2 separate regions of the Homo sapiens genome follow, and region 1 is linked to region 2. Evidence: chromatin loops called from intact Hi-C (ENCODE). Cell type or tissue: Calu3. All regions are shown on one strand. Links, peaks and the distances in the headings refer to the core of each region. The heading gives the core; the rest is flanking DNA.

Region 1 (15,179 bases), core at 3,865-11,864, 68 kb before region 2:
AAAAGAAAAATAAAGGGAAACAAAGCAATTTGGGGGGAACCAACATGAGATTGCCAACTTATCTCTTTTGTCAAGTAAGGATAACAAAAAAGAACTGTCTATGATTATTATTTTATTTAAAGGGTAACTTTCAGCACCTAAAATATAGGGAGAATATAATAATATAATCTCTTAAAGAAAACTTATCTTGCATTATGAAAAACCCGATACATTTTATTTCCCTAATTTTGCCATAGAAAGGTCAACTCTTTCCCTAGGAAAATTACTGGCTTAGACTCATAGGAATCAAGATTGAATGGTTCTCAAGCCAGCAAAGATTAGAAAGGATTGTCTACATAAAGTCAAGTAAGTACTGCTGCTGGAAGAAACAGTTAAAGGCAGACTTCTTATGAGGACAGAGGGATTGGGGTGGTTCTAATCAAATGGGGCTCAAAAAATTGAAGTTCCATGGAGAACACTGATCTGGGCCCAAACGAACTCAGAAAGCTCTCCAGTCCTTTCAGATACCATTTTCTCTTCTCAAAAACTGTAGTCAAAGGCCGGGCGTGGTGACTCACGCCTGTAATCCTAACACTTTGGGAAGCCAAGGCGGGCAGATCACATGAGATCGGGAGTTCAAGACCAGCGTGACCAACATGGAGAAACCCTGTCTCTACTAAAAATACAAAATTAGCTGGGCGTGGAGGCACATGCCTGTAATCCCAGCTACTTGGGAGACTGAGGCAAGAGAATCACTTGAATCCAGGAGGCAGAGGTTGTGGTAAGCCGAGATCGTGCCATTGCACTCCAGCCTGGGCAACAAGAGCAAAAACTCCATCTCAAAAAACAACAACAACAAAAACCAAAAAAACCAACAACAACAACAACAAAAAAAACTATAGTTAAAGTCACTTCTAAGAAGATGGATATGTTTTTCCCTATTTCTCCTACTAAGTACAACTGAATCCTTGGATATTATATGTAAAACAAATCTTAGAAGATTCTGAGAGGTGAAGAGAAATCAGGCTATCTAGGAAGCATAGGATTCAAGGAATGACACAGTGGTGAATTCCTTGCATTTTCTTTTTGCCTCATGTATCCCACACTGGAGCTAAAAAAAGCTGGCAACCTGGAACCACCAACAGACGTACACAAAAATCCTAACAAAAGCCTAGTTTGAACAAACTGTGCATTCCATGCCCCCAACCTCTGCCATAGTTCTAAAGGCTAAATGGGGGAGCTTGCTCTTACAGCCACAACACGCTATAGTGAGGTACCCACCATGGTGTCAGCGGAGACCACATGGGGAGCTGGTACCTCCACCTCAACCTGGAAGTAGAGAGGCATCCTTCCTTTTACCAGATGGGGTGCTGTCAGAGAAGGCCTAGTGGGAGTCAAGACTTAGTCATCACATGGCGGTAACAGAGTCACTGCCAGTGTGAGTAAAGGCCCTTTAGGGAACCGTAATGTGGCTTTCCTGCCCTCCCCATCAGTGAGATGTCAGTGGAGGCCTAGTTAGTAACTAAAACTCCCACTTCCACCCAGAAATAACAAGGAGTCCCCAGCCCTTTGGATGTCAACAGAGACTAAGTAGAGAACCTAGACTACTATCCCTATAAGGCAGTAATGAGGCGATGCACCCCCTTTTCCCCACTGGAACAGTGTTAGAGGAAACCAGCTAAAACAGAAGATTTAAGTAAGATCCAGAGTTTTATAATTTAATAGCCAAGATGTTCATGTTTCGATCAAAAGTCACTTCCTATCAAGAACCAGGAAGATGTCAAACTGGGTGAAAAAAGACAATCAATAGATGTCAATGCCAACATGACAGAGATAGTGGGATTATCTGACAAAGTTTTTAAAGCAGTCATTATAAAACTGTTTCAATGAGCAATTATAAACACACTTGAAATCAATGAAAAAAAAAAGTTTCAGCAAAGAAACAGAAAATCTTAGCAATGGAAAAGTAGATACAAAGGAGCCCAAATAGAAATTATAGAACTGAAAAGTACAATGACCCAAATTAAAAACTCAGTGGATGGTTTTGACAGCAAAATGGAGGGGACAGTGGAAGGAATTGGTGAACTGAAAGATGGCACAATAAAATTACTGAACCTCAATAATAGACAGAAAATGGACTGAATATATAATGAACAGAGGGTCAGGAACGTGTGTAATTATTTTTAAAAAATGATTTAACCTAAGTGTCATCAGTGTTCTGAAAAGAGAAGAGGAAGTGGGCTGGGCAGAAAAGTACTTGAAAAATTGGCTGAAAACTCCCCAGATTTGGCAAAAGAGATAAAGCAACAAATTCACGAAGCTGAGCCCACCCCAAACAGCATAAATCCAAAGAAATTTATTCAAAGGCACATCATAAATAGCATCATAAATAGTTTTTAATCTTAAAAGCAGAGAAAGAGAAATGACATTTTACTTACAAGGGAGAAAAAAACAATTGGCAGCAGATTTTCATTAGAAACTATGAAAGCCAGAAATGTGTTCAGGTGCTAAAAGAAAAGAATTGTCAACACAGACAGTGAAATACTGTCTCTATTTGCAGATAACATGTTTGTCTATATGGCAAATTCCAAGGAATCTATAAGAACTTCTAGATTCAACAAGTTGAGCAAGATCGTAGGATAAAAGATAACATATAAAATATATGTTGATAAAACATATAAAATATATAAAACATATAAAAATAGTTTTATTTCCATATAATAGTAATGGATATGCAGACACTAAAATTAAATATGCAATACCATTTACAATCATAGATGTAATCCAACAAAGCATGTAGAAGACTAGGACTTGTGTGCTGAACACAGTAAAATGCTGACGAAATAAATCAGTGTAGATCTCTATAAGTAGAGAGACATACCATATTCAGAGACTGGAAGATTCAGCACAGTAAGATGAAATTTCTCCTCAAATTAACTTACAGGTTTAATGCAATACCTATCAAAATCCCAGAAAGATTTGTTGTAAATATAGGCAAGATTATCCTAAAATTTCTATAAAAAGGCAAAGGAATTAGAATAGCTAAAGTGATTTTGTAAAATAATAAAGAGGTGGAATCAAACTACCATATTTTAAGACTTATGTAACTATATTAATTAAGACCATGTGGTATTGGTGAAGGGATAGACACACAGATGCATAGATAAAGTAGGAAAATGCAGAAATAGAACCATACAAATACGACCAACTAATTTTTAAAGGTGTTAAGGCAATTTAACATGGGAAATATAGCCTTTTCAACTACTAGTATTGGAGCAATTGGACATTGGTACACAAAAAAACCAACAAGCAAAAAGGAATCTCAACCTAAGTTTCCTACCTTATATAAAAAGTAACTAAAAATGGATCATGGCTCAATGAAAAATGTAAAAGTATAAAATTTTTAGATAAAGCCCATAGGATAATACCTTCAGGATCTAGGAATAGGTGAAAAGTTTTTAGACTTGACAGTAAAAGTACATTACAGTCCATAAAAGGAAAAATGGATAAATTAGACTTTATTAAATTAAAAACTTTTGCTCTATTGAAGACCATATTAAAAGAGTAAGAAGGCAAGCTATAAATTAGGAGAAAATATTTGCAAGCTACATATCTGACAAAGGACTAGTATCTAGAACATATAAACAGTTTAAAAAAATAACAATCCAATTAGAAATGGGCAAATGAAGTGAACAAACTTTTCAACAAAGAGAACATACAGATGGCAAATAAGCATATGAAAAGATACTCAACATCATTAGCCATTAAGTAAATGCAAACTAAAGCTACAATGAAATATACTACATACATATCAGAATGGTTAACATAGAAAGTAATGACAACACCCAATGCTAGTGAGGATGTGAAGAGACTGGATCACTTCTACACTGATTGTGGGAATGTAAAATGTTACAGCCACTCTAAAAAAAAGTTTGGTAATTTCTTAAAAATGTCAACATGCACCTACCGTGCGACCCAGCAATGGAACCCCTGAACATCTACTACAGAGAAATTAAAACCTATATTCACACAAAATCCTGTATGGGAAAATGAAATTTATTTTATTTATTCTATTCCTAAATGTCAGAAGCTGAAAACAATCCACATATCCTTCAATGTGTGAGTGGTTCAACAAACTGCAGTCCATGTGTAGTGTGGAATACTACTTAGCGATAAAAAGGAAGAGACCATTGATATGTGCGACCACCTGGATGAATCTTCAGAAAATTATGCTCGGTGAAAAAAGCCAATTCCAAAGGTTGCATATTATGTGATTTCATTTATACAACGTTCCTGAAATGACAAAATTATAAACATGGAGAACAGCTTAGTAGTCACCTGGGATTAAAGAGAGGGTAAAGGAAGGGAAGAGGGTGTGGCTATAGGAGCCACAAGTGGTGACAAAAATGCTCTGTATCTTCACTGTATCAATGTCATTGTATCAAAATCCTGGGTGTGATATTGTAAAGCTATAGTTGTACAAGATGTTGCCAATGGGGGAAACTAAGTAAAGGGACATGAAATCTCTGCATTATTGTGAATTTATGGTTCTCTTAAAAAAGACCTTCATTAAAAAAAAAATCACAGAATAACTTTCAAGTTAGATTTTAACAAAAATGTTTTATATAAGCACCAGGAGATTATTTTTTGTTTCCTTTTATGCTTTTTAGGTGAAGCATAATAGGTATATAGCAGCTTGCTAAATTATCACAAAAGGAACTCACTCATGGAACCGTTATGCAGATTAATAGGACACCTGCATCCCCAAAGTCCCGAAAAAGTCATACACCTGAACTGGACATTTTTACTTATGTTGTCTCAGCAATAGCCAATTAGGTTAATGGAATCAATGCCTAGCGGTTCAAGGCCACAATCTGTGATGTGAATGACTAGCTGTCCAGGAAAGGAAGATGCAAAGAGTCCTTAATTTCCTTCCACAGATGTATCGGCTCTCACAAGTTAAGTCCTGTCCCTTCTCTGTGTCTTAAAATGCGGTCACCCCTACATGCTTTTTTATTTTTATTTTATTTATTTATTTTTTAATTTTTTTTGAGACACAGTCTAGCTCTGTCTCCCAGGCTGGAGTGCAGTGGCACAATCTTGGCTCACTGCAACCCCCATTTCCCAGGTTCAAGTGATTCTCATGCCTCAGCCTCCCTAGTAACTGGGATTACAGGCGCATGCCACCACGCCTGGCTAATTTTTCATGTTTTCTTCAGTAGAGATGGGGTTTTACCATGTTGGCCAGGCTGGTCTTGAACTCCTGGCCTCAAGTGATCCGCCCTCCTCAGCCTCCCAAAGGGCTGGGATTACAGGCGTGAGCCACAGCGCTTGGCCCCTATGTGCTATCTTTTAATGGTTACTAAGTACCAAACACTTTGAGTCCCCCAGAGAAGGGAAGAGAAGTGAAATGGAACAGGCCACAGCAATGTCTCGTCTGTAAAATCAAAGGGAAAAGGTAACTTACCATCAGAAAAAAGAAAAGCAACTACAAACACATTTTACACTATAAAAATTATTGATTTCTAGCTAGAATATCAATTTATACAAAAATGGATATACTGGGGTCATTTCTGTTTCAAGTTCAGTAATTTATTTAAATTCCCTGGAATCATAATAAAATCCACTATCCTTAACTGCATTACTGGAGTCTGATTGGACTCAGATGAGTCTCATCTCCTGAGAGGTCTTTTTTTTTTGTGCAACATGGCTATTCTTAGGTACAAGTTTCACCAGTCAGAAATTCTCACTGTGCATCCTGGACCGAGGGTATGAACCCAAAGACACTCACGGAGAAGGGCACCCAATTTCCCAGCACTTTAAGCATCTCCCCAAGGAGACCAGGACAATGCAGCTGCCAGAGAAACTCAGAGGCTGGAGCTCAGCAAAACAATTTGCCCTCTCTTGTGCTTATTAGTTACCCTTGAATGAAGAAAATAGAATGATCCCAGCTCAGTCTCCAGATACACAAAGCTGTACTGTGAGGCATAGCATGAGAGTGGACCAGGTGGCTGCCATGAGGAAACAGGGATTGCAGCAGGGTGACCTCAGGGTCCCTTTTACTGGCCAAACTGAAGAAACCAAATCCCATTTAGATTTTCTTAACCTGACTTGAATGGTCTGCATTTATAGGTTCAGCAATGTATTTTATACCACTGAGGAGCATGCAAGGTCAGGAGCAGATGGAAGGGGGAAGGGAAAAGAGAGATTTTCTCGTCTCTTAGCAGGACACTGTTTGTACTCATATTTTCCCTATTTCCCTGTTTTAGAGTCTTTTGCACTGGGAGGAGAAGGTGGAACAGGAGACACCCACATTCTAGTTGGTCCCTGCTGTCTCCAAGAGGTGGTGAACCAGGAGTCCTACAGATGTGAAGCTAGGTTAAAACCAGTTCTGGGGATGCTTTCAAATCAAAGAGGATTTAAAAATGTGACTCCCAGTTGCATTTCCGGTATGATCACTCCATTTCAATGTCATTTCAATAACATCCTCAACTCACTGACCACAGCCAGGGGCTGTCCCTTCCCACCCTGGCAGAGTAGGTCCCTGTGCTTACACCTCATGCCAGCTTCAGTCAGGATGACACAGCCAGGGGTTCTCACTGCCTTGAAGCCAAATCAGATGGGCCTTACTGGATGGGGTGGGTGGGGTGAATGGAGTGGAGGTGAGGGAAACAGTTTTTTTTTTTTTTCCCTCAAATTCATTACAGAGAAAAACAGAAGTCTATGGGTAGGAGGTGAGTGACCGAGAAACCCCATCTCTCTTCCCCACTCCAATGAATGCTTTCAATATGCTGTGCCTAAACCTTAGTTCATGTTACATTCAATTCTAGCGTCTGAATGTGTCTCTTGATCCAGGTGGTCTGGGGAATGAGAAATAGAAGGATGGGAAATCTGAGTGTTCATTAAAAAGAAACATTCAATGTGGCATGGAAAACAACCAACACCGCATTTGTAGGAAGTTCAGGGCACATGTACTGTTTCTAAGCCCGGCGGGTATGGGTGTGGGCTATCTGTTTTTCTTGAAGTTCAGATTTGAGAAGGGCTATATCCCAGCACCATCTTTCCAGCTTAGAACTCTCTCCTAATTTTTTTTTGTGTGTTCTTTAATCACAAGCCTTTGTGACACTAAGCAGTGACTGCATTTATACTTTATGCTTAGATTAAAATAGTAAACGAGTGTAATCCATCTTCTACGTTCAAAGGAGCCAAGCAGCATCCTGGCTTGGGGGCCTGGTGTCTACCACACTTCTGCGCATTCTTCCTCCAAGCCACATCTCCTGAGAATAAAGCAAGATGCCATTGGCAATGTCTACTCAGAACTACTTGAATGACTCATCAATCAACAGGCTTGAATGCTCTTCTTCCTCTATGATTCAACGGTTTGATTGACTGAACTGAAACTAAAACCCAACCCTAGTGGTCATTTTAGACTTGAGCAGATACAGTCAGAATCTCAATCACATGTCATCAGCAGGCCCTCCTTGGCCTCCTTATTGCAGCTGGGCTCCTGAGCAGCTCTCCCTCACTCAGGGAGGAAACGAATGGCTCCTTTCAGTAGGGCAGACGAAGGCTGCTGGCTGATGCAACTGCTCCTGTGTCCACTTCCCAGCAAGGGTGCAAAACAGGATTTGTGCTTGTGCTGGTGAATCTGGGCTTCACCTAGCAAATCAGGGGGACACCAAAATGAAAACAGCCCTAGAGGCATGGAGAAAGCCTCAGGTGCACTAAGGTGCCAACAGAAACGATGCATCTCAGAGTTGACAGTCATGACTCAAATAGGACGTGAAGGCAACATGTGGGTGAGAGTAGCAGCTATGGGTGTAAATATGATCAAATATGGGGGAGGTGTCCAGATTTCTTGGACATGGTTACAATCAGTATTTATTTTCTCTCTTAGTGAACGAGTTTTTGGTTTTTCAATACTGCTAATTTTACAGGCAATTCACTACGTTCCCTGGGAGGTGGAGTGGCCTTCCTCCCTGCTGTGCGTGGGTTACACAGCCTGCCTCACTTCCCTGTGGGTCCTTCATCACCTGCATGCTCACATGATTCCATTATTTGAGCTCATGGCAGGAAATAGAACCTGATTCAACATTTTGCTAAGTATTATTTTCACCACACTGAATAGGGTCCTTTTTTGATCTGCAACCCACAGCTGGGCTGTGGTTCTCTCAACACAGGTAGACTGAAAAGCTTCCTCCTGCATTGATTTCTCAGCATGGGCTGACCACATGTTCACAAGTACTTGTTCTTTTCCATACGTCCCAATGCAGGCAGGCACTGGCAGAGCAGGACAGCTGTGTCCAGGAGTTCAGGGAACAAAATAAGGCTACTGTAACTTCAGTCAACTTCAAGGCACGGTGTAAAATAAAGTAAGAGATTATCAGTCAAATAGCCATTTGCATTAAAATTCTCCACTTTAAGAAGCTGAGATCTTTGCTTTATTTTTTAAAAAGCAAAATGAAGTCAGTTTTAATGGAGATATACAATTGTTAACTGTTGGGTCATTTTGAAAGGCTTTCTTCCTTAAAATGAGTCTCAGCTGATAGCTACTCACTAATGCTGATAATTATCTGAAGCAAAATAAATACAAATGTCTGGGTTAATGAAGACTGAAACAGGATAATGCCTGGACACTAAATTTTCCAAGAACAAGGAACACAATTGTTCTCTACATACCCCTGCAAAAATGCTTAATGGCCAGGACACAGGAATCTTGTGTACTTAGAGACCTTGTTAGGATGGAGCCCCGGGGGCACCACCACTGGCCTTCGAGCCAAGGTCTCACAGAGAGGGCAGCAAGGGGGAGCAGCTCATCCTCCTCCCCAGCTAGGGAGACACTAGGACAGCAGTGGAGTGGAGTCCGAAATCTGCCATAGAAGCCCCAGCTTACTATTTGCTCACTGAGCAGCAAGTCAACCTCAGTTTCTCTGTGCCTACAGGGGAGTAACAGCTGTTCACACTAAAGGGTGCTTGTGAGGATGATATAAGAATGAATATGGACCTGCTCTGACAACACTGAAGTTCCAGACAAAAGAATAGGCATTAGTTATCTGATTTGAAGGACTGTGGGGGATTGGAATTTTAAAAATAAACCTCAACCCAACTCCTTCTCTTGTGGGGCCTCGGTTGAACAACTGGGCACTTGCACTGCCTTCTGAATATGTGGATGGATTTTGCCTGCTTTGGAGAAGCATATGAACTCCTCAGGGCATCTAGTGCCCTAGAGTGTGCCAAAGGAACAAGGAGGACTACAAATGGGTGATGCCTGGAGCTTAACCCACCTCCATTTGGGATTCGGAGCTCTGGTTTCTGTGTTCAGCTAGAATCTTCGACAGTCATTTAATGTCTCTCTTTCTTAGTTTTACTCATTTGTTGAATGGGGATTATATTAGCCTTACTTTCCTTGAAGGTCTTAATGAGAATGAAATGAGATAATTTTTAAGTATATATATGCATTTCTAATTTCCATCAGACTGGAGCGTCGGTATAAGTCCTGGGTGTTCTGGAAAGTTTTATTTATTTAGAAACAGTTTAGGCTGATTGCTATCTCCCTATGCTAACTTTTTGTTTTTTTAGTAAACTTTTTATTTTGGAATACTTTCAAATTTACAGAAAAGTTTCAAAGATAACAAGAGTTCTCATTTGCCCTTCACCCAGTTTCCCCATAACTATGGCTCATTGTAAAAACTAGGAAACCAATATTAATGCATTACTAATAACTATAGACTTTATTCAGATTTTACCAGTTTTTCTACTCATGTTCTTCTGTCCCAGGATTCAATACATGATACTGCATTGTATTTAGTTACCATATCTCCTGAGTCTCTTCTGCTCTGTGATGGCTTCAGTCTTTTCTCGTCTTCCATGCATCGTCAGTTTTAATGGGTACTAGGCAGGTATTATGGACAAGCTTGGCAAATCCACAGCCCATGGGCCACATGAGGCCCAGGATAACTTTGAATGTGGCCCAGTACAAATTCATAAACTTTTTAAAAAACATTATGAGATGTTTTTGTGATTTTTGTTTTTTTTAGCTCGTCAGCTGTCACTAGTGTTAGTGTATTTTATGTGGGGCCCAAGACAACTCTTCTTCCAATGTGGCCCAGGGAGGCCAAAAGATTAGACACCCCTGAATTGTAGACCGTTCCTCCATTTTGTTTTGTCTGATGTGTTTTCTCACGCTTAGATTTGGGTTATGGGTTTCAGGGAAGAGGGAAGTGTTCTTTTCATCATATCACACCACAGAGTACATGCTATCAACATGATGTTATCACTGGTGATATGTACCTTAATCATTTGATATGTACCTTAATCACTTGGTTAGGATCTACCAGGTTTCTCCATTGTAAAATAAGTATTTCTCTCTTCCATAATCTATTCTTTAAAATAAAAGCAAGTTGCTAAAGTCCAACCCACACTAAAGAGAAGGGGAATTAAGCTTTACCTCCTGGAGGGAGGAATACCTACAAATATTATTTGGGATTCTTCTGCAAGGAAGATGTGTCTTTCCCCCATTTATTTATTTGCTTAATCATTTATTCATATCATTATGGACTTGGGCTTAATTACTATATACTTGGAGTTATAACCCAATATTACATTATTTTTGTTGCTCAAATTGTTCCAGCCTTGGTCACTGGGAAGGAGCTCTCTCAGTTGGCTCCTTCCTGTGTCCCTGGAACATACTGCCATCATCACAAGCTTTTGTTTGTTTGTTTTTCAAGGACTTTCTTACTTTCTGACACCAGAACATGCTCCAGGCTCATCTTGTGCATTCACTGGCCAGCCCTAAAATCAGCTATTTCTCCAAGGACCCTGGTTCCTTTTATTGGAGGACGGTGCTAGAAATCAAGAACTGGGTGCTGGATGTGGTTGTTGTTCTGATGGTGATTTTTATCCAGATAAAATAAATGAAAATGTTTGCAGTCAGAGAGATAGGAGTTTTTGCTAGCTGTGTTACTTTGAGTGAGTTACTTGGCCACTTTGGGCCTCAGTTTTCTCATCTCTGTGTAAGAGTAATGAAAATTTTTCACCGGGTTGTTGTGGGGTCATATAGAATAACAATGAAGCAACTTTCTATTTCTGAGAACAGGGGGCTAGATTTTTTTTTCCAACTTTTCTGCAGAAAACAACCAAAATATTTGAAGAAAATACAGAAAACATCTTCAAAGCATCAATGATCTGACAAAACAATAAAGCCAAAATTTATAGGAAAATGGGAACCCAGAGAAATAAACAAGTCAGAAAATTGCATTTTCCCTGAAGGTGTTTGCCATTTCCAGAAAATCTGAATTTTCACTGACAGCTTGATGGTGGTCAGGCAGGTGACAGGAGGTAATAATAGTAAAAAATCAGGGTCAGCACTAAGCAAGAAATTTGACAGCAGATCCTCACCGTGACAAGCTGGGATGTCAAAGAGCTATATCCACAGGGGGAGGGTAAAAACATTGCTACCCTTATTGTGAGTATCTGAGTCTTCCAGAAAAGCCCAAGCCTTGAATTTGGTTTAAGGTAGGTGTCAAACTGAGAGTGTTTTCAGAGGCCTTTCAAAGGAAAATTACCTTCGATTAGGACTTCATGTACATCTTACACATTATTTCTCAAAACAAATGACCAACACACAATAAAAGACAACCAGACACACAGAAGAAACAAGACACAAAAATAAATAGACTTGTAAAGATTTTAAGGTATCGGAATTATTAGCTACAGACTATAAAACAGCTAAGTTTCAACGTATAAAAAATAAAATACAATATTGAATATATCTTTGGGGAACAGGAAACGAAAAAGTGACATGCATGATATAAAAACAAATTTTTGCCTGTAATCCCAGCACTTTGAGAGGCTGAGGGGGGCAGATCACGAGGTCAGGAGTTCAAGACCAGCCTGGTCAACATGGTGAAACCCCGTCTCTACTAAAAATACAAAAATTAGCTAGGCGTGGTGGCACGTGCCTATAATCCCAGGTACTTGGGAGGCTGAGGCAGGAGAATGGCTTGAATGGGGACCCGGGAGGCAGAGGTTGAAGTGAGCTAAGATCAGGCCACTGCACTCCAGCCTGGGCTACAGAGCAAGACTCTGTCTCAATAATAATAATAATAATAATAATAATAATTTTAAAAATAAAAATTCTAACAATTGGAATTAAAAACTGGGAGGATGGGGTAACCAGAATGTTAGATGCATCTGAAGAAAGAATCAGTAAATGTGGAGAGCTATCATGTGAAAACACCTGGACCCTTGTTAGTAATACCAATCAGCCCAGCCTCCTCTAATCTTCTTTGCAAGCACATTCTCATTTAGCACTTTCAATTGACCAAGGGTCCCAGATATTTTTTGTGAAGAATGGCTGCAAATCATTTCTCTAAAGCCTTGAGATCCCTGCAAAGAGGTATGGTGGCAGTGGGAAAGGAAGGATTTGTGCCAGTTCTACTATCCTCTCCCCTTTGGGGACACCAGCAAATGGGATGAGTACTCAGGGTTGCCAGCTCAGAGATGTGACAAAGAAGGCTTTGAGATGTCCTATAGCCCTACAGATAAAGCTTGTTCCAAAGTGGCTGGCTCCTGCCTGCTTATTTCCCAGGCTGTTAAGAGGATCCAATAAGTGAGAAGTGTGGAAAGCATGTGGCACTGTAAGAATACAAAAGCAGTCCGGGTGCAGTGGATCACGCCTGTAATCCCAGCACTTTGGGAGGCCAAGGCTGGCGGATGACTTGAGTCCAGGAGTTGGAGATCAGCCTGGACAGCATGGCGAAACCCTGTCTCTACTAAAAATACAAAAATTAGTCAGGCATGGTGGCGGGTGCCTATAATCCCAGCTACTCAGGAAGCTGAGGCAAGGAATCACTTGAGCCCGGGAGGCCGAGGTGGCACTGAGCTGAGATCATGACACGGCACTCCAGCCTGGGTGACAGAGCAAGACTCCAACTCAAAAAAAAAAAAAAAAAAGAAAAAGAAAAATAAATACAAAAGCACTTCAATGTTTTATATGAAAGTTCATTTCCTTCACTAAATATTCCTCTGATATATTGCATATTGTTTATCTAATTCTGTGTCACTGAAATACCTGGTGGCACAGATTTAAAATCTTCCCTTATGTAGGTTTTTTTTTTTTTTTCTAATTAAAAAGTATTCTTCCATCTTCCCAAAGTGGGCACTCTCTTTGTGGGAAATAGTCTTCAAAGATAGCTGCCATCAATTCTTTCCTTCCCAGCATGTACATGCTACTCCTCACATCAAGCGGTAAAGTCTCTCCTCCAGCTGTGAATCTGTGCTGGCACTGTGACTTCCTCTGACTGATAGAATTCAGTGGAAGTAACACTGTTAGTTCTGGGCCTGTCCTTTATGAAGGCTGGCATCTTCTACTTTCTCATTCCTGGAAGCCATCAAATAAAACATTCGACCACCCTGAAACTACCCTACTGTGAATAGGCCCAAACTAGGCTACATGGAAGGAGACAATTACCCGTCTGTTCCTGTCATCCTAGCTGAGCTGCCAGCCATAAGAATGAAGAAGTCTTTGTGAACCCTTAGCCCCAGCAGACACCACATTGAGCAGAAGCACTGTCTGTTAATAGCTGAACTCTGTCTAGAATGCAAAATCATGAGAAATGATGCTGTGGCTTGAATGTATCCCCCAAAGTTTATGTGTTGAAAACTTAATCCCCAATGCAACAGTGATGAGAGGTATGACTTTTAGAAGGTGAATAGGACATGACAGCTCTGCCCTCATGAATGGATTAATGCTGTCATCTCAGGAGTGTTTCCTAATAAAAGGATAAGTTCAACCCCTCCCTTCCTTCTCTCTCGCTTTCACCCTCTCTTGCTCTTCCCTTCCATGGGATGGTGCTACATGGAGGCTTTTGCCAGACGTGGGCCCCTTGACCTTGGACTTTCCATCTTCCAGAACTGTAAGCAATGCATGTCTTTTCTTTATAAATTACCCAGTCTATGGTATTCTGTTACAGCAGCAAAAAATGGACCAAGACAAATAATAAGTGGTGGTTGTTTTAAGTCGTAAGTTTGGAGTCATTTGTTATACAGAAATACATTACTGTAGCATCATTACATATACTTTTCTCTGTAACCTCCGTTTTCCTGAAAAGGAAAAATGTTCTTCAAGGTTCTCCAGGGTCCACTGTAGTCTGGTTCCTGACGACTTCTCCAGGTTTTCCATTAGACAGGTAAAGTCTTTATTGTTTATTAATATGTCTAAGTACTCCATGTCTATGATCGTCCTCACTTTATCAACCCTGTCTGAAGTTTCAACTGCATTTTCCCCTCTCAATTGGGCCACCATCTCTTAATTTTCTACTCTTCAAGGTCTAGCATAAGAATGGCATTTATTCCTAAGACGTCTGTTCTGTCAACTCTGAATTTATTCTTATGGCCAAGTTCATTCGAAAACCTCCATGCCCTGTGAGAGTATTTGTGTTTTGTTTTGTTGTTTTTTGCTGTTGTTGTTTTGTTTTGTTTTGAGATGGAGTCTCACTCTGTAGTCCAAACTGGAGTACAGTGGCGCAATCTCTGCTCACTGCAACCTCCAACTCCAGGGCTCAAGCGATTCTCGTGCCTCAGCCTCCCGAGTAGCTGGGACTACAGCCACATGCCACCACGCCCAGCTAATTTTTTTGTATTTTAGTAGACAGGGTTTCACCATGTTGCCCAAGATGGTGTCGAACTCCTGAGCTCAGGAGATCTGCCCGCCTCAGCCTCCCATAGTGCTGGGATTACAGGCATGAGCCACTGCACCTGGCCAGTATTTATGTTTTTAAAGTGGTTTTGTGTCCTTGGATATGAGCTCCCTTCATGTGGAGACTGAGTCTTATACCTGTTTGTGTTTCAGCATCTCTCCTGCAGAAAGGATGTAATCAGAAATGTGTTTTACTGATGAGTATGCTGTTTCACATTCTTTTTCTTTGCAGTAGCATTTTCGTGGTGAATACTGGCCTCACCTTCTTTTTCAGGTGCTCCGTAGCTATTGTATTGAATTCCCCATGGCTACCACTGACATAAAAATACCCCGGGTCTTTCTTCTTAATATAAACAATGTATTAATAGGCTTTGGTAAGAAGCAGAAAAGAAATCACTAACACTTTTTTTTTTTTTTTTTTGGCCAAGACAAGGAAAACATTTTGATACCTTCCTCTCCTTTTCATGTTAGAAAACTCATGTACAGTGAGTCACTCCCTTGT
Region 2 (15,179 bases), core at 3,212-11,211:
AGATTTCACAAAAGATAAACAGATGCATTGAAGAAATAATACATCATCTTAATGCTTCATTTTGACACTTTTGGTTTCTAAAAAGCATGTATCTTAAAGATCTCCCCTCCAAAAACTCAATAGTTTCCATGATTTACACATTTAATTCTTGTTTTTAAGACACACTGAAATGAGAACATGCCAGGAGGCACCTTTAAAGAAGATGGCCACATTTGAAACATACAGATTATTTATAGAAGAAAAACTCAAAGAGCTGAAAGAAAATCTGGTTGTCAACAGACAGTTGCTTTTTCTATGTTTTTTTTCTATAGTTCATTTTGGTTTTTGTGTGGGTGGCTCATGTGAGCTCAAAGGTTATTTGCTAAATGTTTTGTGAGATTAGAACATGTCCTTTAAAACCTAAATTTAAATGTATGTTTACTGCAAACATATTTAACTTTACAATATGTGGTATGGAATAATATTTTTAAATACAAAATTATATCTAGAGTGTGTATGATAAATCAAGAGTTCCTATACTTTTATTTTTATTCACCGTTTGGAAGGTCTTATTCTCCATCCTGTTCCCAGTGGAAAACTCACAAATACAGTATACTTGGTGCAAATAATTTCTTTTTTTACTTTTGGTGTTACTTTTGCCCATCAATTTTGGTACTAATGTAACCATATTTTGAAACTACTTAGATATTAGAAGTTAAATGAACAGGGGCTGTAGACCAGATCTCTGCAGTCCATCATACAATGTACAATTTTTTGATCACAGAGTGGGAAACAAAGGAGCGAAAACACATTTAAAAAGTGGGAAACACATTTAAAAAGTGGGAAGGGCTTATTTTATTTTTTATTTTATTTTGCTTCTTTAGAAATGCTGAGCTCCCAGATTCAGCTCCAACGAGCACTGGGAGCCCTGCAACATGGGCAGATGGTAGCAGCCTGCTGGGATTTGAGTCTTCCTTCTGCCTCTTTTAACTGTGTGACCTTAGACAACTCATTAACCTCTCTGTGCCTCGGTTTCCTCAGATGAAAGTTGAGAAGGCAGTGGTTCCTTCCTCACTGCCTAGTGGGGGATTAGAGTTGCTCTGTCCCTAATATTTTGCACAGGGCCTGATAGGCTGAGCCCTCACTGAATGTTGGCTCCCTTTGCTCCATACGGTCCTAGGGCTTCCACCCATGTTATTTCATTTAATCCTCACAGAAACTCTGTGAAATAGAAAAAAACAAGAAGCATTGTTCGGAGGCAAATCCAGTAAGAGTAGTAGGAAGCAGTACGTGCTAACTTTACCATAAATAAATGCACAAAGAAAGACTTTCAAAAACTCAAGAACACCAGAACCCCCATTCTCTGGGATTCATCTGTGGGAAAGAAACCTCTTAAAGAGTGCGGTGGATGGGGTTGAGGAGCTCCACTGTCTGTCTGGGGAAAGCTGTAGGGTTAACTGGCCCCGGGGCAAAGTCATAACGCCACAGCTTATTAGCGTGTGACCCCAAGCAGTTGTTCACCCCTCTGAGCCTCAGTTTCCTCAGTGGGCTTTGCAAGGTTGTTGTGGAGATTAAACAAATTACAAGGGCCAAGCATTTAGCGAGTCTTTGGCAAAGAGAATATTTTCTATAGATGGAGATGGCTGTGATGGCTGTGATTATTACACAGATGGCTGTGTGTTGGCCATTAGACTGGGCTCAAAGGGTGGCATTTCATTAGCATCTAGGTCAAGTACAGCCACTAACTTCTGTTCTTGAGAGTCCTCCATAAAACACACATCATTCGGGTGTCAGACTTTGCTTTTGCCTTTCTTCCCCCTCTCCCCAGGGCAACAGAGTCTTCAGGTCACTGGTGATAAAAAACCACCTCAGAATTTCTCACTTCCTTCAAAGGAGAGTGAGTCAGTGAAGTCTCTAAAGACAGCTTTCTTCAGGGACAAGCTCCCAAGTTCAGGGGTGTGACAGCACTTCTTCAGAAAACAGCATTTGGGGTCTTCTTAGGGCCCAGCTGACCCAAACCTGAAGTTCAACTACATGGCTTGGGGAGATGGAGAAGCTTGGGGAGGGAACCCCAGCATGAAGACCGACGGGCACAACCTGCAGGATGTCAGAGGAGAGCTTTTCACAGAGCTACTAGCATGTTGGGCAGTCTGTGTTCTTAAACCTTCTCTTCCCATGTCTCTTGGCCAATGTGCCATGAAATTAAAATCCACTTTGGCAAAGTGGCATGCTCTGCCAGATTTTTACATACTACGATGCTTCCATCCAGTCAAATTTCCTTCTCATCTTTTTTGTCTAAGAGCCCTCCTTGATGTGAGCACAAGGGACCTCCATGCTCCTACTTCTGCTGGTCTCCATTTCACCAGGCGCCTCCCTCCGACTTCCAATTGGCCACAAGCTTCGTCGCTCTCTCTCAAAGCAATTTTGTGTGTGAGTATAGTCAGAAGGTGAGTTCTCACTTTCGTGTCCCTCCATATTCTGCCAGCTCCTGGATTTCCAGACCTCAAGCATCAGAGACCCAGTGTCCCTGGACTCCCTCGACTCCCCAGGCTGCTCCCAGCCATCACACACTCTCTGAAATGGTGACCCTCAACTCCCAGGTTCACCTTTTTCCCAAAGGCACTGCTCATAGGCCTAGGATTTGGCCGTGTGACTGAAGTAGAGAAAACAAAGCCAGGGGACATTCCTTCTCTTCCCCAATGTTGGGACCTCCAAGATGCTGGGTCTACTGGGATTTGGCAGTGAATTCCATCTGCCTATTCTTGGTGCAACAGACCTTCTCACTGGTTTCCACTGCCCACACATTTAACGGGTGCTAGACAAAGACAGGGGCCAGAAGCAGGGGCAGTGGCACCCAGGGCTCCTTCCCTCCCTACCTCCCTCCCTTCCTCCCTCCCTCAGGCCACTTGTGTGGGGCCACATGAGACTTCTCTAAAGTTAGACACACCAGCAGATGGGTACTGGGGGAGAGGAAGGCACACAGGTGTCACAGCCAACTAGCACCTCTGGTCCTCCCACTCTTCCCCTCCCCTCCAGGCCTCCACCTCCAGTAGTAACAGAAAAACACTGCAGAAACCCAACAGTCAAAGAATGAGAAGTGTTGTCTTACAACTTCTGGTTCTACCCCAAGTCGGGTTTGTCCTTCATGATCTTGGATTTAGTTGAGTGAAAAGGGGAAAGTACCTAGATTCACACAGGACTACTGGCTGATGTTGTGGCATTTTGTTTATCTGAGCTTGCATAATGTAATGCACATTTGAGGAGGCGGTAGGGATATTCCCGTAATTTCCTAGAGGATGAATGTCAAAGCTAAAGCTAAACCAAGGTGAATGTAGTTTATATAAAGAATAGCCCCACTAACAACTGAGAGGAAAATGCTGATCCCGGGAAGAATACTGCAACAAGCACTAATGGATAACATACAGAAATAATGCTTTAATAATGCATGCGATCATGTTTTTATTAACAAAGAAAGTCTTGTTTCAAAACAAATACATCCTTGAGAGGAGTCTGAAATTAATCCCCAATAGGCAGAAATCCACATTATTATATATTCTAATTATAATTACAACCTGCTCTTAATATGAACATTCTAAATTATTAGTCACTTTATTAAGAACCAGAAAGAGGACTTCCTGCTGCATAATGAGAAGTACTCACAAGCTTCGAGAATGAGAAAAGCAAGAGACAATTCTGCACAGAGCTGGAAAGTAGTGGATGTAATTTATTTAATAAAAGTGCCTCCTTTCTCCTTTTTTGTTTAGGAATTGGTACACCCTTAGGGGTTCAGACAGCACCAAGGCTTCAGAGCTGCACTTTCTAGGGCAAGACAAAAATGTGTATCACAGAAAAATAACGATTTATCATTGTAACAGTTACATCCCACTACGGAAACCACCAGAGACTGCTTAACATTTTTATTTCAAACACGGTTTTCCCTAGTTTTCAGGTGACAAACGGAGACAGATGCCAGAAGGTGTTTTTCCATTTGTTCCTAATAAAAATGGCTAAATTCTGAGTTCATTGTCATCTGGGGTGACATTAAGACTGTGCTTTAGGCCGGGGACGGTGGCTCACGCCTGTAATCCCAGCACTTTGGGAGGCCGAGGTGGGCAGATCACGAGGTCAGGAGATTGAGACCACCCTGGCAAACACAGTGAAACCCCGTCTCTACTAAAATACAAAAAATTAGCTGGGTGTGGTGGCGGGCACCTGTAGTCCCCAGAGTAGTGAGCAGAGATCATGCCACTACACTCCAGCCTGGGCGACAGAGCGAGACTCCGTCAAAAAAAAAAAAAAAGACTGTGCTTTAACAGACTGATCCTTCTCTTCCTTCCTATGCATTCTTCCTTCAAAAGGCTCCAAAGGCAACATCTGGGTCTGGTCACTGAAGACAGATGGGCTCCTTCTACTTCTTCTCCCATCCCCTGGAGGCCTCTGCCAGAGGGTAACATGCTATTTGAATGTAATGATACGCTGGTGAAATTTTACTGGCTAGTGTTATGTTTAGTGCATCCTTATCTTTAGGACCCGTTCTGTACAGACCTCCTCATTACAGATGGATTTCTCGATTTCAAAACATTCCTGGGCTTTCTAAATGCTGTCATTGAACTAATTCTTATGATTTTTCTTCCATTACTTTCTTTATACTTCCAAGTCCTCTTTATCTGACATTGAACCTGAAGCCAGTTTCCTGAAAATAATCACTTGTGCTACTGTGGTTATGAACCAATAAAAGGTTCAGGGTTGATTTGGATTTATTTTGTACTGTGCCATCATCAAATCCTTGATATTTTCTCCGGGTGTGAAGACCTCATACACTCAGACTTAACCTGTTTCATTTTCCTCTTTTTCTTCCCTTTAAGGAACAAGGTCGAAAATGTTCTACTTTGGTTATAAGAACTAAGGTTTTCCTAGAGTAGTGATTAGCAGTAATAAAAAGGTTTTATTAAACATTAACAAAGAGCCAGATGCAAAGGCAAGAGCTTTGGAGCGTTGTCTCATTTAATATTTCCAACAGCCCCACGAGGTAAATATCATGCTCTCTACATTTTATAAATGAGGAAGAAACTGAAGCTCAGAGAGGGTTTGTAACTCACTCACAGTCACACAGCTGGTAGAGGTAAAGCCGGGATCTGAACCTGGTGACCTGACTCCAGAGCCCCCATCCTCAGTCCTCACTAAGCTCCACTGTGCTCTCAGCAAGCAGGCTGTGCAGCCCAAGGCTCAACTGTCATGTTTCTAAGGTGAAATGAATTGTGCAGTGATTCTTTGACTTCCCCCTTCCTTTTCAAACTTGATCACATTTCTGAATGCTTAGAAGTTTTGCACCAGGAGTCCATATAGTCCATCCTCATGTCCCAGGAAGGGCGATATCTGTGGTCAGTACATAGGGGCCCAGAGGGAGGAGCCAGGGCCACACCACCCCTGAGAGTGAAGCCAGTACAAGTCTACCTACAGTGAATGAGAAGGCCCAAGACACAGTCGCCTTCAATCAGGGTGTCTCAAGTACTGTTTCATACCCCAGATATGTTTCAACCCGATCGGCAAATCTGAAGAAATAACCCACCAACAGAAGAAGGGTGGTTTACATAAATTTCTTAAAGGAATGAGGTTGATGCTGAGTGTATGGAGATAGTCCAGGGAAGTAGACACACTGTGGGCTCTAGGGTCTGGAGCAGGTCACAGGGGACACTCAGATCTCCAGCCAGGCCTGAGGACACGAGCTGTCTTGATAGTGTGACTTCCTGCAACCTCCTAATTATAACTGAATTCTATCTGAAGATATGCTCGTAGAACAGATAGGGCATGTACTGATGACTTGGTGGCTGGATTTTCTTTCTGATGAATAAACTGGCATTTAGATTTAAATATGACTCATTTTTGAGTTCAATTAAGATAAGTCAGTTTCTCTGAGCCTGATACACTGTGGGTGGGCAATACATTAAAAATGTTGAGTCTGCAAATGACGGGACCCAATCCTGTGCCTTCATGACCCATAGTCCCTGATGCTCCTGGTCCCTCTCCTCGCTCCTCCTCCATGTCCCAGGAAGCAGAAAGTGGAACTCAGTCAGAATCAGGAAGGCCAATGCGGTCATGGTCATTTCAGAGTGTGGTCACTGGGTGGAGACCAGTCTCTGGGGAGGTGTTCCCATGGGGCCCCTGCTTCCCGTCCCATGAGAAACCTGTGCTCTCGGCACGTTTACTCCAGAGCCCTGTGTTAGGAGGCTCACCCAAAGGTGCAAGGTCCCAAGAGCTGGTCCTTAGAAGGAAGGAAGAAGCTGGGCTCAGTCTGAGCCTAAAGCACTCACTCCAATCCAGCTCTCATCAGAGCTCCTAGGGCGGCTCCCACACATTCCTGCAGGTATAGTCACATGGCACTGAATCACATGCACTTTGCTCTTTTGGAACTGCCCAGTCAGGGAGGAAGGGGGATGGTCAGGCTGGGAGGTTGTGTTGGACGCAGGCACACTCCTAGGTTCCTGGCCATAATACCTGCCCTGATCCCACCGAGGAGCCCATCTCCATCCCATGAGATAGTGCCCCAGATGCAAGCTGTGGTATGACCAAACCCAGCCCTCCCAGGGCCAGCAGTGACCCAGTGTGATGAAAAATCCCATAAAGCTACCAACTCAGTGAACAACTGGCCTTTCTCTTTTAACAGCTTCTTCCCATAGATCAGGACATGATGAGAAACAAACTGACGATTCTTGAAATTAAACAATAATTTCAATGATAAGCCGTCATGGATCTTACTTGGTGTTCAGTGTTTCATTTTATTTTGCTATTTTGGTCGACTGAAGCCAAAATGAATACTCAAGTTTCTCAATCTCAGCATTACTGTCATTTGGGGCTAGATAATTCTTGGTTGCAGGGGAGCGGTCTGTGCCCTGTAGCATGTTAGCAGTATCCCTGGCCTCCACCCACTGCGCACCAGTGGCACTACCCCTCTCAGTGTGACAACCAAAAACGTCTCTAAACATTGCCAAACATCCAAACGTTGCAAAATTGCCCCTGGTTGAGAACCACTGCTTTAGAAGGTTGACCCAGTTTCTTGCTAATTTGATGATGAGGTCTAAGTAATTCTGGCACTTAAAATTCCTCAGGCAGGACCCCTGTTAAAACACTCTCACTTTATCTGTGTGCACACCCTCCCGTTTAGGAACGAGATCATGGTCAGGCAGAGGGCCACTTCTGAGGGACAGGCATTTTGCCAACTGGCTCCTGTCAAGTGCTTCGTGTGATTGTCAGGTTGTGTTAAGTGAGCTGTTCCTGACTGGTTTAGCATCAGGCTTTGTGGGTGTCATATGGTCAGTGTTCCTAGTAAGTTGGGAGTTGATTTACCACAAGCTTCAAGTCTCTGTAAGTCACTTGGGGCCCTAAATTCAACACACGGACTGTCCCTTCCCTGTGTGTTGGGACTGTCCTTTCCCTGCAGAGCTGTGTCTCCAGGGACCCGTAGACCCCTGAGTCACTCAATTACAAATATTCAACAGGAGCCAACTGACCTCGGTGAGTGTGTGCCAGGGACAGAGAAGCCACGTGGTGCAGACACGAGTTCCAGGCATGGAAAAAATCCTCCTTCTTGGTCTTTACCTGTCCAATCGACAGAAGAAAAATCACCATTGAGGATATTGTGAGAGAGTCTAACTTAATAGCAAGACAGACGGCAAACATCCAAATTTTCAGTACTACATTAAGCATGGACACAGTGCAGAACCTTCTGTAGGCTGGCCTCTGTGACCTGCAAAAACTGCTTGTTAGATGAATAAATATCATACATGTAGAGAAGCCCTGTTTCCATGCTTATATTAATTTATACTAATGGAGGTCACAGACGTTAGAGAAACACGTGAAGGGGAGAATGCAGGCACAGATCAAGTGAGGCTGTTCTGATTGGGTCACTTACTGCCTGAAGAATTCAAAATACCAGAACAAACTACTTGAATCTAATCCTCAACATAACCAGCCCACGTTCCCTCCTTCCTTCCCTTGCAGTCAGGAGCTTCCATTTGTTTCCAAAGTGTTTCTCAAACATGTTATGTCTCAAGAATTGGCACTGACTAGCTGCCATGTTTGATATATGTGAGGAATTAACATAAACCTGGAGATAGGATCCAGAGTGATGGGGATGTCATTTATGCATGTGACAAATAGCTTTTCTGCATCTACTCTGTGCAAGATAGTCTTTCAATCACTCTAATGAAGCGAGTCTTTTTTCTTTGCTTTGTGTTTTAGTTGGAGGGAAGTGAGGACATATTAATATAACTAGAGTAAAATAAGAATGAAGAAGGCACAGAGAACAGAAAGATACCGAATCACAAAACTAGTAATTACCATCATTTAGGAGGAGCTGAAGGTCTCAGATTCTTATCTGACCAGACAGGAGAGTTAAATGTGGCCCGTAAAACTTTTCTTTGTTCCTTCTTGACTTTCTTTGTTTCGAAAACCACATGGGTTTAATACTTAAACTTTTAGCATTTTTTTTTTTGTGCTCAAGGAAATAACTCAAATAGAAAGTTACACTCAATGTATCTGCTTCTCATTTGTATTTAACTCACACCCTGACGTGCCCTCTCAGTTAAATAGTTACTTGCTTCCCTGCAGCTCTGCGGTTTCTGCGGGGCCTGGAGATCCACATGTAAAATCCCTGCTGTAACACAGTGCTTTGTGCTCCGGTGGAAAAACAGCGCTGCTGAAAGCCTCTACCCATGTATAATTTAGCAACATCACCTGGGGCCGCAGGCACAGTTTGGAGGACAATGTCATGGGTGCCTCGGGATCCACACCTAACTGGGGCATCTCATGACAATCGAGGGAAAGGATAATGTCTGCTTTGCTCCCTGAATTGATATCTCTCTGCACTGGTGTCACAATTACAACTGAAAGGGTGTGGCAGATGCATGCAACTCTCAGGGAACAGCCTGCAGCAGAACATCTTGGCAGGGGGAGGACAAGAGCTGGCCAGACACTTCTGGAAGTTCTGGAAGGAGATGCTGAAGCTCTACCCATTCCACTGTAAAGGACAACACCAGGAAATCCCAGTTAATATGGTTTAACCTCCTAATCATGCACCGACTATCCCCCACCATTGCATGGGAGGCAGAGAAGAATAAAACACTGTGCACATGTGTCCAAATAGAATCAAGGGCACTTTTTAATTGCTTTTTTTTTTTAAACTCAATGTGTAGAGTAAGTTTTTCACTGGCCTGATCAAAAGAAAACCAGGGACAGAAAACTAACTGGCTGTGCAATGCAGACCCCTGCCTGAAGAAGGGACTTCAGGTGGGAAACTTTGCAGAAAGCCCTGTGCAAAGCTGGCTACAACTGCACCCCTCAGAGTATGAGGAAAAAGGAAAAAAAACCACAACAAGTTCAAGTGAAGAGGAAAGGCCCCTTGAAGGCCTACCAGCCAGCTCCCAAGTGCTCTTCCTTATATGTCAATATCTTGGTGCTGTTGCAGGACATTGGAGCAGGCTCAGTGTAACCTCACCCCTGCTGGCAAGAGGCTCCCTGGCCCCACCTCCAGACCCGCCCCAGGCAGGAAGAAGAGCACCCAGGTCTTGGGGCATGCTGATGGAAAGGCAGCATTCCTAGAATAGGAAAGCAACTGACTGAGAAGCCTCTGTCCCCTTGAATTAGAGTTTATTGGTAGGAAATAAGAGGCTGAAGCCAACTGCGGGCTTCACAGTGATCCTCACGCCCAGATGGGCTGACCTAGGAGCAGTATAGGCTCTACACACCATTCTGCTGTCAAGTGGTCAAAATGAACGCATCAGAAGGTCAAATTCTGGCTCGGCCTCCAAGTGCAGAGACAGCATTAACTTCGAGAGTATTGCTGGCAACCATTATAACCCTCTAATTGCCTATGCAATGCACAAGATTTTAAAATATATGTATTGCACAAACAATATTGTGAAACAACAGAAATCAACTCTCTCATCTTAAAAAAACCTTAATACGAGGTTCCAGGAGGGGATTTAAAAAATGATATGGCTGTTCTTTGCTTCAGGCAATAAACATGCTACTGAAAACCTATGTGTAAATACAGTCTTATGCCAACTAAGTCCTTCTTAAAAATGCACCAGAAAACAGGCTCTGTTTTAAGCACTTAATTGTATTTGCTCATTAAGTCTTCAGAAGCTCTGGAAGTAGATTTTATTAAGATCTTCATTTTGCAGGTAGGAAATTGCAACACAGAAATGTTCAGTAACTTGGACAAGGTTGCAGAGCTGAGTTGGAACAGGGTGCCCAGGCCTCTGAGCCCACATCCCTAACCATGGGCTACACTGCCTCCCAATGGACTGAGAGTGAGTTAGTTCCCTGGCAAAACCTGCCCCTCCCAAGCATGCTGTTTATAAAGATGGATGATCACACATGGTCACATTTAATATCAACAACATCCCATACTTAAATCTTTGAATGAAAAGATATGACTATTTCCTGATAAAGCATCACACAGCTAAGACAAAGAGCTGAATGCATAAAGAAGTTTCCCCATATCCATTCGCCTTTCTTTTCTTGAAAAGCCTCAAATAGATTTGGGCAGCCATACAGCCAATTAAAAAAATACTTTCCTGCAGAGGATCTACAAAAAATGTCAGCTAACATCATACTTAAAGGTAAAGGCTGAGTGCTTTCCCCTTAAGTTCAAGTAGAAGATGAGGATTCTGTTATCAGCACTTCCTTTCAACACCAAAATGGAGATTCTAGCCAGGGCAATAAGGCAAGAAAAGGAAATTAAAGGAGATTAAAAAGGAATAAGTAGGCCAGGCACAGTGGCTTAAACCTGCAAACCCAGCACTTTGGGAGGCCGAGGAGCTCAGAGGGCTGAGGTGGGAGGATTGCTTGAGCCTGGGTATACTGAGCCAAGATCATGCCATTGCACTCTAGCCTGGGTGACACAGTGAGACCCTGTCTCAAAAAAACTCCAAAACAAACAAAAAGGAGTAAGTAAGACTGACTCCACTCAAAAAGACATGATTGTCTATGTAGAAAAATCTTAAGAAATATTTATTTATTTATTTATTTTTGAGACAGGGTCTCACTCCTGTCACCCAGGCTTGACTGCAGTGGCATGATCATGGCTCACTGCAGCCTTGACCTCCTGGGTTCTTGCAATCCTCCCAACCTCAGCCTTCTGGGTAGCCGGGACTACAGGTGCACAACACCATGCATGGCTAACTCTTCTGAATTTTCAGTAGAGATAGGGTCTTGCTGTGTTGCTGGATCTGGTCTCAAACTCCTGGGCTCGAGTGATCTGCCAGCATTGGCCTCCCAAAGTTGCTGGAATTACAGGTGTGAGCCACTGTGCCCAGCCTAAGAAATATATAATAAAGCTGTTAGAGAAATAGGAGCACAGGAGAACCAAGGTGACATCATTTTAAAATCAACTCCATCTTAAAACTAGCAAGGCACATTCCTTGCCAGTCATGAACCATGGTCATAAGATGTTTACAGTTGAGAAAACAGCTTAAATGTACCTGAAAGAACACAATCTTACAACAAAGGAAAGTCCAGATGTCCCAATAACCATAACGATATATGATTTTAAGATAATTATATTTATGCTTTGAGGTACTTATTCAATAAAAAAAACAAGGGGCCAAGTGCGGTGGCTCACGCCTGTAATCCCAGCACTTTGGGAGGCTGAGGTGGGCAGATCACGAGGTCAGGAGTTCGAGCCTAGCCTGGCCAATATGGTGAAACCCTGTCTCTACCAAAAATACAAAAATTAGCTGGGTGTGGTGGCACACACCTGTAGTCCCAGCTACCCGGGAGGCTGAGGCAGAAGAATCGCTTGAACACAGGAGGTGGAGGTTGTAGTGAGCCGAGATCATGGCACTGCACTCCAGCCTGGGTGACAGAGTGAAACTCTGTCTCAAAAAAAAAAAAAAGAATAATTTTCTTTAAATCAACAGAATAGTAAATTTTGCCATGCTGTCAGCTCTCCCACACATAGACAGAACTTAGCTTAGCCTTTACAAAGATAAGACCCCTATATAAGAAGGGTTTAAAACAAAGATGGCCCAGGCGTGGTGGCTCACGCCTGTAATCCCAGCACTTTAGAGGCTGAGGTGGGTGGATCACTTGAGCCCAGGAGTTCAAGACCAGCCTGGGCAACATGGTGAAACCCCGTCTCTACAAAAAACACAAAAATTAGCTGGGCGTGATGGTGGGTGCCTGTAGTTTCAGCTACTTGGGAGGCTGAAGTGGAAGTATCACCTGAGCCTGAGAGGGTCAAGGTGCAGTGAGCCATGATCGTATCACTGCACTCCAGCCTGGGCAACAGAGGGAGACCTTATCTTAAAAAAACGAAAACAAAAACCCAACAACAACAACAAAACACAAAGACTGCACATTCCTCCTCTTGCTTTCTGAGGACACCCTACTCTGTAACTGAGTAGTTTTCAATAAATGATCTCTTCTCACTGCACTGTGACTTGCCTTGAATTCCTTCCTGCACATGATCCAAGAACCCCCTCTTGGGATTTGAATCAAGGCCCATCTTCTGGCAACAAAGCTACTGGAACTACTGAGTTAAAGAAAGGCACAAAGTACAAGATTGATATACAAAAATCAATTGTATTTCTATATTCTAGCAATGAACTGGAACTCAAAATAAAAATGCCATTTACAATAGCATCAAAAATGTGAAATCCTTAAGGATACATTTTATAAAATATATTTTATATTTATATTATAAAATATATTTTTATTTTATAAAATGTAAGATCTATATATGAAAACTAAAAAAACTTCACAGAACGAAATTTTAAAAGACCACTTAAAAAAACGGAGAACTATACATTGTGTTCATAGGTCAGAGAACTCGATATTGCTAAGATGTCACTTCTCCCCATATTGATCTATAGATGCAACACAATGCCAATCAAAATGAATGCCAGCAGACCTTATTTTGTGTGAGTATGGTAGAACCATACAAGCTAATTAGAAAATTTGTAAAAGAATACAGAGGACCTAGAAAAGTCAAAACCATTTTGAGAAAAGAAGCATTGGAGGATTCACACTGCCTCATTTTAAGGCTTCCTATAAAGCTATAGTAAACGCAACAGTACGGTATTGGGGTAAGGATAGAAACATGAGTGAATAGAACACAGTAGAGAGTTCAGAAACAGAGCCACATATGTATATGGTCTACTGATTTTCTACAAAGGTACCAAGGTAATTGAATGAGGGGAAAACAATTTTTCAACAAATGGCACTAAAACAATTGAACATCCACATGAAAAAACAAAGAAATAAATGAACCTTATCCTTTACTTCATACCATATACAAAAGCTAGCCCAAAGAGAATCATAGACCTAAATGTAAACACTAAATCTACAAAGTTTCTAGATGAAAACCTAACAGAAAATCTTAGTGACCTTGGTTTAGATTTTGTGAGATAAGACACAAATTTTGAATGTTTTCAAAATTTAAATACACTGTGAAGCAAATGAAAAGGCAGGTAATGGATGAGGCAAAAATCTATGCAATCTCATATAATAAAGGATTTCTGTACAGAATTTGTAAAGACATCTACAGCTCAGTCACAGGAAAACAAAACCCAGTTTAACAGATGGACAGAAAATCTGAACACACACTTCACCAAAGAAGACAAAATGAATAGCAAATAAACACATGAAGAAGATCTGAGAAACGCAGATTAAGACCACAATGAGAAGGTACTACGCACCCACTAAAATGGCTAAAATGAGTAAGACTTGCAAAACCGAGTATTGGTGAGGATGTGGAGCAACTAAAATCATTGCTGATGGGAGTGTAAAATGTTACAGCCACTTTAGAAACAGCTGGGCAATTTCTGATTAAGTTAAACCTATACCTATAGAAGAACCCAGCCATTCCACCCCTCGGTATTTACACAAGATAAACAAAAACATATGTCCACATAAAGTCACATATAAAATTGTTCACAGAAGCTTTATTCATAATAGCCAACACGGGAAGCAGTGCGTACATCTACCACCTGCTTAATGGGTAAACAAATTGTATACACCTACACAAACGAATACCACTTCACAATAAAGAGGAACAAACCTAAGCTGTTCCATTTCTATTAAATTATAGAAAAGGCAAATTTACAATGAAAGAAAGATAAGTAGTTTCCAGGAGTTGGGGATGGGGAAGGGATTGACTGCAAAGTTGCACAAAGGAACTTTGTGGGTGACAGAAATGTCCTATATCCAGATGCTAGTGGTGGTTATATGACATATGCATTTGTCAAAACTGGTTAGTTGTACATTTAAAATTGGTTAATTTTAATTCATGTAAATTATATGTAATATATATTATTATACATTTATATATTATATAATTTTTATATATAAAAATGGATTTCTTTTTTTTTAAATCTCACCTCCCCATACTCCCTAGCCGCTAGGGTTAGACATGTAACCTCCCTTGCCAATGAGAACAGGCAGTTGTCTACCGGGAAGCTCCTCTGTAAAAGCTACTGTTTTCCTGATAACAAGATACCGCCTTTTTCTCTTTGTCCTTTCTGCACCTACCTGCTTGGAACTCAGCCACCATGTGACCTTGAGAACAGTTTTAAAGGCTGCACTATGGAGGTATATTGGTTCCCTAGGGCTGCTGTAACTCCTTACCACAATCCTAGTGGCTAAAAACAGAAATGTATTCTCTCGCAGTTCTGGAGGCTAGAAGTCTGAAATCAAGGTGTCAGCAGTTCCATGCCACCTCTGAAGGTTCTTTCTTTCCTCTTCTGGCTTCTGGTGGTTGCCAGTGGTCTCCAACATTCCTTGGCTTGCAGCTGCTTCACTCCCATTGCTGCCTCCACCAGCATAAAGCCTTCTTCCATGAGTCTCTGCTCTTCTTATAAAGACAGCAGTCATATTGGGTTAAAGCCCACCCTACTCCAGTGTGACCTAATTTGATTCCATCTGCAAAGACCCTATTTCCAACAGGGTCACATTCACAGGTACTGCGGGTTAGGACTTGAACATATCTTTTTCAAGGACAGAATTCAATCTACAACCTGGGGACAGAGAGGACGGAGAGAGTAAGAGCCCTGGCCCTTCTTTGTCATGGAGCCACAGCCTGAGTCCTAGGCTGCCTACCTCTGTCTTCTCATTGGGGGAGAACAGCAAGCCCCTCTTTAGTTAAACCACAGCAGACAAGCACTTTAGCTGATACACTCTGCCTCCCCTAATTGTTAAAG

Evidence for each region. A loop is a pair of places that touch in the nucleus more often than their neighbours do. Peaks named below come from ENCODE experiments on the same cell type or tissue, not always from the same donor. Only the 100,000 strongest peaks of a DNase experiment are listed, where the experiment ranks them.
Region 1: it touches region 2 in a loop (7-fold over the local background); 5 of 110 quality-filtered maps call a loop at or near these places.

What each region holds. Positions count from the first base shown.
Region 1 is chr2:111,093,146-111,108,324 of GRCh38, reverse strand. All of the region lies in intron 17 of ACOXL (acyl-CoA oxidase like), which reads right to left. It overlaps ACOXL-AS1 (ACOXL antisense RNA 1), which reads left to right. Exons shown (of 4, transcript NR_122074.1): 3 at 6,249-6,428; 4 at 7,182-9,984. Among named protein-coding and RNA genes, the nearest start is that of ACOXL-AS1, 15 kb to the left of the region's middle. RefSeq lists an enhancer at 7,173-7,222. In Calu3, for the core only: no CTCF peak of the experiment used is centred there; no DNase peak of the experiment used is centred there.
Region 2 is chr2:111,024,023-111,039,201 of GRCh38, reverse strand. ACOXL (acyl-CoA oxidase like) reads right to left here. Exons shown (of 18, transcript NM_001142807.4): 15 at 7,488-7,575. It overlaps LOC124907866 (a long non-coding RNA gene), which reads left to right. Exons shown (of 2, transcript XR_007087182.1): 2 at 2,280-3,997. Among named protein-coding and RNA genes, the nearest start is that of ACOXL-AS1, 84 kb to the left of the region's middle. RefSeq lists enhancers at 1,692-1,921, 5,616-6,815. In Calu3, for the core only: no CTCF peak of the experiment used is centred there; DNase peaks (open chromatin) are centred at 6,361, 8,601, 9,491 and 10,271.